Linked DNA regions of Mus musculus: regions 1, 2 and 4 are each linked to region 3. A link is a loop called in an ENCODE intact Hi-C map of the cell type or tissue named here. Cell type or tissue: gastrocnemius. All regions are shown on one strand. Region 1 holds the start of Tax1bp1 (Tax1 (human T cell leukemia virus type I) binding protein 1). Region 2 overlaps Tax1bp1 (Tax1 (human T cell leukemia virus type I) binding protein 1). Region 3 has its middle 23 kb from the start of Hibadh. Region 4 overlaps Jazf1 (JAZF zinc finger 1).

Evidence for each region. Hi-C counts contacts between places; a loop is a spot of excess contacts. Peaks named below come from ENCODE experiments on the same cell type or tissue, not always from the same donor. Only the 100,000 strongest peaks of a DNase experiment are listed, where the experiment ranks them.
Region 1: a loop joins it to region 3, with 1.8 times the contacts of the local background. A loop is called at or near these places in 16 of 42 quality-filtered maps.
Region 2: it touches region 3 in a loop (2.1-fold over the local background); 16 of 42 quality-filtered maps call a loop at or near these places.
Region 4: it touches region 3 in a loop (12-fold over the local background); 20 of 42 quality-filtered maps call a loop at or near these places.

What each region holds. Positions count from the first base shown.
Region 1 is chr6:52,712,281-52,714,780 of GRCm38, reverse strand. Tax1bp1 (Tax1 (human T cell leukemia virus type I) binding protein 1) reads right to left here and starts at 1,052. Exons shown (of 18, transcript NM_025816.3): 1 at 926-1,052. In gastrocnemius, no CTCF peak of the experiment used is centred here; DNase peaks (open chromatin) are centred at 434 and 1,046; H3K4me3 peaks cover 1,647 bases; H3K27ac peaks cover 1,692 bases.
Region 2 is chr6:52,723,979-52,726,478 of GRCm38, reverse strand. All of the region lies in intron 2 of Tax1bp1 (Tax1 (human T cell leukemia virus type I) binding protein 1), which reads right to left. Among named protein-coding and RNA genes, the nearest start is that of Tax1bp1, 12 kb to the right of the region's middle. In gastrocnemius, no CTCF peak of the experiment used is centred here; a DNase peak (open chromatin) is centred at 1,545; H3K4me3 peaks cover 228 bases; H3K27ac peaks cover 291 bases.
Region 3 is chr6:52,661,731-52,664,230 of GRCm38, reverse strand. No RefSeq gene overlaps it. Among named protein-coding and RNA genes, the nearest start is that of Hibadh, 23 kb to the right of the region's middle. In gastrocnemius, a CTCF peak has its summit at 1,038 (motif pointing left); no DNase peak of the experiment used is centred here.
Region 4 is chr6:52,837,623-52,840,122 of GRCm38, reverse strand. All of the region lies in intron 2 of Jazf1 (JAZF zinc finger 1), which reads left to right. Among named protein-coding and RNA genes, the nearest start is that of Gm52903, 28 kb to the left of the region's middle. In gastrocnemius, no CTCF peak of the experiment used is centred here; DNase peaks (open chromatin) are centred at 494 and 1,219; H3K4me3 peaks cover 271 bases; H3K27ac peaks cover 880 bases.

The sequences.
Region 1 (2,500 bases), 51 kb before region 3:
AGGAATGTTATTCAAATAACCATTTTCGAATGTTTTGGGATTGAACACTAAAATTTTAATTATATTTGTTCGTGTCCTAATCATGAATTTTTACCACTTGGCAAAAAGCAGCATACTTGGCAGATACTTAGCATTAAAATGTCTAACATACCAACATAACGATAAAGCCGGAAATCTATCATAGTCAAACGCCACAACGTTTTCCAACAAAACTTTCAGGAACAAATTGTACTTCATATTTCTCAACAGGGAAATACAAGCGAACACCCCAGCTACGTTCTAACAGTACAGTTTTCGGGCGATGAGCGCTAGCCAGAACACGTCTTGCACCTTCCGCCGGGTCCAAAACACCGGGGAGAGTCAGCAGTGGGTGGAGCGAGGGAGGCGGAGTCGTGAAATCAAGTCCAGACGACCACAGAGCGAAGCGATCCTCCCCAAGATTTCTTAAAGCCTTCTCTTGGGCACCAGAGGGGGAGGGCTGCTTTCCAAACAGCAAGACTCAACTAATCTCTCAGCCCAGGAGAAGCCGGAGATCAAGCCAAGCCAGGTAAACAGCCAAACCAGGCGACACAGGGAGTCCCCGCCTCTTCCTCCAGCGGAGACTCAAACCAAAACAACCCAACGGGTCCTCCCCGGCTCGCCGCGGCCTAGCGCGCCCGCCACCCGTCCCTGGCTTGTTAGACGCCGGGGCCAGCCGGGGCCAGCCGCGGCCTAGCACGCCCGCTCCCGCCACGCTTCCCACTCTACGGTCACCCCAAGCCCAAAACACGTCACAATCGCGGCCCGGGGGAAGCTCGTCCTTGGGAAAGAGAGCTTCGTCACCACGGAGACCGTTCCCAAAACTCGCCAGGCCCGGGTTCCAGGGCCGAGACGGAGCGCGAGCGCCGGTTACCTCGAAAGCACGCGGCCCGTCCGCAAACCTTACCGGTCAGGGCCTCCGCCCCGCACGCTACGCCGCGCCCCGAACCTCCGCGGCCACCACCACTGCCTCTCAGCGTAGACCGGCTACACCTTCTCTAAGCGGAGAGCCGGCGGTGCGTCACTTCCGCCCCAGGGAGGCTCGCTTCCGCCTCTGCTGCTGCGCATGCTCTGCGGCGACACGCCCCACTCGCTAGCTGTAAAGAGTCCTTTAGTGGTTTCCCTGACAGCTTTTTCCTCTGTGGCTTTTGGTCAGTGATGTAGTCACCTCAAAACACAGTCCGTTTGAAACAAATTAACTGACTTACCAGCGAAATGGGAAGGATCGCTCAGAGGCCAGGTGACCTGGGTCTTAAATATCAGTCTAAGCTAATACATGTTTCAATATATACAGAAGCCCCAAGAACTGTCATAGCTATCACGAATTGAACCATCATATTCCCGTGTTGCTATGAAACTAATGACATTTACCGTATCACCAGCGAAGAAAGCATAACATTAAACAGAACAATAATATACAAAACTCTAATTTCAAGTTCTTTCATTTTCCACACAATTCAAGTCCACATTGGCCTCCATAAGACAGGTTCTTAATATTTGCTGATTCATTTGTTTCTTATATATTGAAATTTTTTAAGTTGGGTGTCTGTGTGTTTGCTTGTTTGTTTGTTTAAATAGGGATCTCTTCATTCTGGTCCTCCAAAAGGAAAAATTACTGTTGAGAGACATAGGCTGTTGAAGCAAAAGTTAAGTTCGGCATTGTGGGTTTTAAAGAAATATTTATGATTAAGACGGTAGTGTATTCATGAGATAAGTAATATTCCAACACAAGATATGATGGATTTGAATAAAATACACTTGCTTCCATGAAGTTCCAATTCAAACTGCACATTTAACAGAGAAAGGTAAGCTATATAAGGCAAAAGTAATTTTAGAAATTTAAATTATTTTCACTTCCATATCACGATCAACCAAGTCTTCCTTTTGAGGTATTTCTTCCTGTGCTGCTCTAGAAAACAACCACAAGGGAAAGCAGGTCACAAAACCACAATGTCTATAATAATATAATGAAATTGAGATCTTTTGCGTTTCAGACACTTCATTTTAGTGCAACTATAGGGGAAAATGCCCTGGAGAGAGAGAAAGAGAGAGTGAGAGAGAGATGAACAGACAGACATCTCAGGGCATTTAACCACAAAGGGGCATTCTGTTGGTCAGGAGACACAGCTACCAAAATGCAGGGCAGGGTTTTAGTTTTTAACTTCATACAGAACCTCCTTACTGAGATTACTCAAGACCCCATGATTGCTCTCATGGCTGGCTGTGAGTTAAGGCATTCTACTGCTCCAGGGTGAAGACATCCTGTTACTTTTTTAACTAATTGATTTATTCACTTTACATTCCAATATTACATCTCCTCCCAGTCCCCTCTGCAGCTCCACCCCTCATCCCCTCTCCTTCTTCTCTGAGAAAGGGGAACCCCCCTGGGTATCCCACCACCCCTTACCCCCCCACACACACACACATCAGTCACTATAGGACTGGACGCTTACTCTCTCACTGAGGCCAGACAAGGCAGCCC
Region 2 (2,500 bases), 62 kb before region 3:
CACCTTGTTATGAGGCAGGGTCTCTCACTGACCCTGAAGCTCACTGATGTGGCTGGATTAGGTGGCCAGCAAACACTACAGATCCTTCTTTCTCTGCCTGCCTGCTCAATGTCAGGATTACAGACATGTAGGCCCAGCTTTATAACATGGGTGCTGGAGATTCAAATTCAAGTCCTTATAGCAATTTACTGATTAAGCCAGCTTCCTAGCCCCTCTATTATGTACTTTTTAATAACTTAATGTTTTATACCTCATACTTAGGGTCTGGGTTTTTTGGGGGGGAGGGGGGCGGAGGGGCTCTTGCATTGTTTTAGTAAGTACTCTCCTGTAACTTAAATCACTAATCTCTCATCTTTGGCAAGTTCTGTCTGAAAGCAATTTGTATATCTTGGGTGAGGAGAGTATTTACATTCTAAGAGATTAACATATTTTCATCTTAGATGTATTCTAGGGAAGATGTTCAAAGCATACTGAATGAACTCATATGAGAAAGATCCTTAAAAAACCCAGTACCATATACAATATACAATAATAAAAATTAAAATATATGTAATATTTTCAACTCAAATATAGACATTACAGATCTCAAACTGTGTTTTCTAAACAAAATAGACTGTGCTAAATATTGACTATTAGAAAGTCACAGTCTTAGATGATATGTTCTATGGTTTTGCTAAATTCGTGTGTGTGTGTGTGTATGTTGTGTACACATGTGCTGGTTCAGACATACCACAAGACAACATCTGGGAGTCAGTACTCTGCCCTCTGGGCACTCCAGCTGCCTGCCCTGATATTACTTTCTGAGCTATCTTTAGCAGCCCCATGTCCTACAATTTTGATTAGCCACCATTAACAACCAAAACAAGATTGAAGATGTGTGCCATTAGTGAGAGCTAATAGAATTTGAGCTTACGAAGCTCTTAGCCACTAGTACTCTTATTCATTTCCTAGCAGAACAGAAGATACCCTTTCACACGTTCTGAAACTCTACCTCTTTCCCTCCAACACTGGCACTAGTTCCCTAGATGCACACTTGATAAAAAGACAAGAGGGGAAAAAACCAGGAATAAAAGAAAAGGCTTTCCTTTGGCTACATTGTGAAAATTACAAAATGTCTGAAAGAGTCTTCTGCCAAGTAAGTGAAAGTGAAATTGGAGAAATGTGGAGAAGATAAAATAAAGAGTCTCACAGCCCACGCTCTGCTCCCAGGCAGTCAGCGATTTCACAGTGCACAATCCAGAAAATCCTTTGGAAGAACTCCAAAAACCCATTACAAAAACAAGTACTCCAGGTGAGCTAAAAGAGGCATTGTTTTCTAACAACCACAAGGCTTTCCCCTCAGTAGGCTCAACTCTGCAGGCTGTGCAGCTTCACTCCTGCCGGCAGTCAGGAAGAGCCGGACATGGACCTCGCATACAGACTTTTAGATGGACTGCACAGGTTTCTGCCTCACCTGAGTTGACAGCAACAAAACCAGGACGATTTGGGTGCCTAGGCACTGGGGAAAAAAAGGACTGATTGTTCAACATCCGATTCCAACTGAGGGCATGCAGTACCACAGACAGACACAAGAGGGAGAAAGAGTACAAACTCCGGAAACAAGCAATATTTTAAGGTTGGGAAATTACACAAAAGAGCTACAACATAACATATCTCAGTGAAAGATTGAAGGGGGATCCAGAGAATCTTTGGGCAGGGTATATGGTGAACTTCTTTCCAGTACAAACAAATCTGAAATGAGTCAAAGAGGATGCTGCTTTGTGGAAATCACAAAATGGAAAAATTCTTCTGAAGAACAGAAGATCCAAAGGAAGAAAATAAAAGAAACATCATTAAGCTAAAAGAAACAGAGTTCAATAAATTATCTGACCAACAATCCAAAATAATACTTTTAATTAAATTCAATGTACTCCAATAATCAACTATACAAAAATAATGAAGCAAACAAAAAAATAGCCATCTACTCTGGAGATGAAGAATACAATAAGTGAACTGAAAAATTCACAAAAGGAAATCTAAACGACTAAAGCAGAATAAAGATTCTGCAAACTCGGCCAGACACTGACTACCAGCAAGTCTGAGGCCTCCTACCTGGGTTTCAGAGCTTGAGGGGGGCGGGGGTGAGCATGTGTGTAAACTCAATGGATAAAAGGCTTTTCCACCACGCCTGACAACCCAAGTTCAATCACTGGAACCCACATGGTAGGAAGACAAGAACTGACTCCTGAAAATTGTCCTCTTGACCTGGACACACACATGTACATACACACACACAGAGAGACAGGCACTAATACACATGTCCACAGAAAATTAACTAAATGCAATTTTAAATTTTAATATTAATAGCTGAGTCAGGGAATACAAAAGGGTATGAAAAAGGGGGTTGAACATAAAAGAACCTATCAATAAAAACAATATAAACAGAGTAGTGGTGCACATCTTTAATCCATTACTCATGAGGCTGAGAAAGGACTGTGAAGTCAAAGCCAGCCTGGGTAGT
Region 3 (2,500 bases):
GATGGGTGGGTCAGGGAGGAGGGCAGATCTAATCGTTCTTAGTGCTTCATCTCTATGACCATTCTCTGATCCAGAAGTAGATATATGACCCAACTGGGGCAATTAAGGGTCCTTCCTGGGGATAATTAAATGGGATTGAGAACGTTGTAATGAAGTTGACAAAACACAAAAGTGTTCTTTTTGTCAGATTTCTTATGGCAAGTGGAAAACAATGGAGGTTCATGCCATCTCATGAGGAACAGAGCCTTGCAGGCCACTCAGACAAAACGAACAGTGAAAGGCAGAAGGACATGGGACCAGTGCTGTGTGGCTCAGCAAGTAGAGGCTCATAGCCACCAAGCCTGACAACTTGAGTTTGATCCCAGGCCCCACATAGTAGAAGGAGAGAACAGCCATACTATGACTTGCACACACAAATAAATAAGTAGATAAATAAACAAACTCAACAAGATAGAAAGATACAAATAATAAGGAAGGCTTGAGCTTCTCCAGCCTTGGGCCAATCAATATTCAGAGACACTAAGACAGAGAGAGGTTCCTTGTGGTATACAGATGACAAAACCTAAAACTCAGATATCAAAATTGTCTCAGCGTTTAGAAAGCTAAGGCAGATGGATCATGAGCTTAAGGTTAGCTTGGACTGTAGAGTGACATCCTCACATGAAGATCTTGACTGGGGGTGCATCTCAGTGGTTAGTGTTCATCTGGTATGCATACACCCTGATCTCAGTCCCCAGCACTGGGCAGTTAAAGAGGGGGGAGGGGGAGGGGCGGTAGAAAGAGAAGTTGTCAGAACAGATGTCACCAGAGGAGCCTGTTTATATAAATTCCAAGCATGCAGAATACTCATGAGCCTTTTGAACTCGGCATTTCCTGAACAGAAAAGAGCTACATGTAAGCCGGTTAAGGAACTAGGCTTGTGGAAGAGAAGTATGTGGGTTCACTGGGAAGCTTTGCAAGATTGAGGACAGTAAGTGGGGTGCTCAATGGTGGGAGTGGAAGGGTAGAAGGGTACTTAGGCAGCAGCGACACCCATGTTTCAATAGTGCCACCATGTGGCTGTGATACCGGAGTAGTTTGGCCCCAGCCACTTTAGTTAACAGAGGTGAGTCTCTGGGTTTCCTCTTCTGGAGGGATTACAAGGAAGGCTGATCAATCAATGACAGTCCTTGAGGTCCATGTCTGTCTTAGACCGGGTGATGGGGGATGACTAGAGGAGGATTGGAAAGGAAATTACTAAGGAGAAAGGCATGATTTTGGCCCCAGAAAAGTTCTCTTTGAATCACAGTATCATTTTGTCTCCCAGATTGGAGGAGCAGGGCTTATGAGCCATAGTATACTAGACTTGGCTTGTACCAAGTTTCGAAAGCTGGTTATAAAATTTTAGGAATTTTGCAAGCTGGTTGTTAAAACCCCGTAGAAAAATAAAATACACATGTCAGATTTAATGACAATAGATTTATGGGGGAAAGCGCACAGACTAGGATGCAGCTCCAGTTTTCAAATCGTAATTCATTGCAGCCAGATGTTGGCCACAGAAACACAAGTTTGGCAAAAACAGAAAAACCAAACACACAAACAAACAACAAACAACAGCAAAAACAAACCCCAAGTGCATATATATGTATGTGTGTGTATATGTTTACATTATAAGATTTCTAATAAACTTACATATAGAAAGGCAAATAGATACATAAGTGTATGTGCGTACACTTTTCATGAAGAGATCACTTCAACATTTACTATTCCATCACTATGTTTAGGTTCTGTTTACTATGAATTGCTAATAATGCAATGTAGCAAGCAAATAAAATAACAACAGAATATGAGTAATACAGCATTTCACCGGACTCACTTCCAAACTAGCAGGGCTCCATCCTGAGTCCTGAGTCATCCTGTGTTCTAGTCATTTCCCTCTTATGATGCTCAGATGCTTGAGCATTTGGTTCTAAGTTGGAGATGCTGTCTGGGAAGGTTTGAGAAATGTGGCCTTGCTAGTGGAGGTGTGTCCATGAAGAAACCTCAAACCATTTCCAGGTCCCTCTCTCTGCTTCGTGCTGCCAGTTGAAGATGCGAGGATTCAGCTTTCTGCTCCTTTTGGCATGTTTGTCACTTGCTACTATGCCTGTCCACCAAAGCCAAATTAAACTTCTTACTAAGTTGCCTTGGTCATAGTTTATCTTATCAGGGCAACAGAAAATCGACTAATAGATGTATGAGTGCTTCTAACTGAACTGTTTGGTATGATAGCACGCACTGTAAGCCTAGCATCTGGGAAGCTGAGACAAGAGGACTGTGCAGCCAGCCTGGGCAATATAAGCAAGACCTCATCTAAAAACAGCCCACGCGCTAATAACAATTTTAAAAGGTTCATGCTGTTACTAGTGTTTGGCAGAAATTTCCGTCTTGTTGTTTCCTTAAGTGCTTGGGAGGCAAACCAAGTGAACGGCTCTGAGATCTCTGGTGACACTTACAGACCGTCCCAAAATGCTAAGTGCCC
Region 4 (2,500 bases), 180 kb before region 3:
TTCAGCTCATTGATGGAGTGCTTTCTTTGTGCCTGAGGCCCAAAGTTCAGTCCCCAGTACTGGAAGGAAAAAAATTAATGCTCTTAACTGTTAAGAAAACTAATTCAGTACCTTTTAATACTTATGCTGACTTAAAACTATTTGAAAGACAAGTCTCCTGAGAGACTCTCAGACTAGCTGTGGGGGCACGCAGCTGTAACCCCAGAAGTCTGGAGGGCCTTTAGCTCAACACCACCTGGGCTATAGCTATAGCAAGACTTGGTAGAAGAAAATGAACAAAAAGGTTATTTATTGATTGTTTGCTGATAGTCAAGCAGACTCCAAGGCTCACAGTGTGGCCTGGGGAGTGCCTCTCCATCAGAGCCACGGCCTTCCTTTGTTTTCTTGTCACTTTCTTGACATTTGCTCGTTTTTATCTCTTTTGATTTATGTGCATGCATATCGGTGAGTGTTGCGGCAGATGCGTGCAGAAGAAGGCTTTAGACCCCCTGGAGCTGGAGTTGCAGGCAGTTGTGAGCTGCCAGACACGGGTGCTGAACTCAGGTCCTCCTCCAGAGCTGTGGGTTCTCTTAACCCCAGAGATGTCTCTCCACCTCCCCACCGCCACAATTTTATCTTTACAAGTAGCTTTCTTTCAGCAATGTTTTATATCAACCCCATCTAAAATGTTTTAAAATCAATATAAAATGCCCTTTAAAAATCCATGCTAAGTTCCTTAAAACACTTGAGAGAGCCCCTGCATTTTCCTAAGTTGCCACTTCATGAGAATGAGACGTTGGCTGAGCAAGTCTCAGCTGTGCCCACACAGTTGACTTCTATTTTCTTCTTCTCCCTAACTAGCCTTCCTAAGCCCAGGCACCGTATAGTCTCTGAGGGATCAGTCAGAGCCTGTATTCTTCCAGACCTTAAGAACTGTTAGGACATCGACAATAAAAAACAAGTCAGTCCCCTAAAGCTCTGCCATGTCCTTTGAAGACAGAAATTTACATCCCGAACAAGCCAGCAAAGGAGGGTTTTCCTAAGGCTTTTTTTTGGGGGGGGGGAATAACCAGTGCCAGCCTGCCCTTAGGAAACATCCTTCCAGTGAGCTCTGCCTCTGGGCTCTAATAATCGTGATATCCCTCGCTTCCACTTCTGCTGATGAAAAGCCACGCTGGCAAGAGGCTGACAGGCTTGCGGCCTGCAGAGGGCGCTAGAATACCATATTTTCTGAGACAATCCTTCTAAAAATCAGAAACTGGGAAACTACAGAAGGGGGAAGGGCAAAGCCTGAGGCTTCTTAATGCTTCCAACAGTCAGACCGACTGCTTGCAGTCTGGTAAACAGGCTAGGAATTGTGGGCAAGGCCTTTCCCTGCGTTTTGCACCAAGTGTGAGATCAGATGACTCTGTCCGGACTCATTACTTTCATAGCCTAGAGCTAGTTCACACAGCAGCAGGAGTCCACCAAAAAGGCATTTAATTAATGAAATTGAAACTGGTACTTATAACTGCTGATTAGTAGTACTCAGGGTTTTTTTTTTTTAAGTATTTCAAGTAATTTATAAAGCACTTACATAAATAGAAAGCTTTAAATGCTGATATTCCATAAAAAGTAAATAAAAATATTTTTATGCATTAAGACTTAATTAAGTGTCATGATTTCATGTCACAGATTTAAAACAGGGCAGGTGAGACCTGCCAACATTACTACAGCTGCGTTTTACATGCGGAAAGTAATTAAAATGGTCGTTTATGTCTTTTTCCACTTACGGGTATTTAGAGTGCTTGGTATTACACCATGTATTTTCCCAGCAATCATATCGTGGCAGTGTATCTTAGCAGCCGATACGTTTGTTGTTGGTGGAAAGGTGAGGGGAACATTGGTCAGATGAGAAAGCTGTCCTGCACCACTGAGAATGACAAGGACTTCTTCCTGCGAGAGGCCCTTGTTTCTGTTCACATTGGCCTCTTTTTTCCGTATGAACAAAACTTAATTAATTTTCACAAGAACAGTTTTTCCTTCTATTGTCAGGAAGAAAAACAGCAGAAGGCAGAAACTTGCCTGCCCGGTCACGTGACCCCTGAGTATGTAGACCTCACCCTGTGTGAATGAGTCCTGTTTGAAGCTGGTCTGTTTCTCTTGTTTAGCTAGGAATGTGCTAACCTTAAATGGAAGGAAGACCCACCCTCAGGAAGTTGAGTGGCAGTTAGCAGTGGGAATAATGTCCTGAGTTCACACATCAGAGCTGAACTGCAATTCTCTGGATAGAACGGAAACAGATCTATCACTGTGTACTTATTTACTGCTGTTATTTATGTTAACAATCATAGTAGAATTATTACTTGATGAAGTTTTAACGATGTACATAATTTTGTGCCCCAAGAGGCATCAGCCACCACGAGAGGCTGAAGTCTCAAGATCAAGCCGAGGTCCCAGCACTTTAAAACATCCTGAGTGTAATGTACAGCAAGTGCTAGGTGAGTCCAGGGCACTTGTCATTCCTCCAGCACGGCTTAAC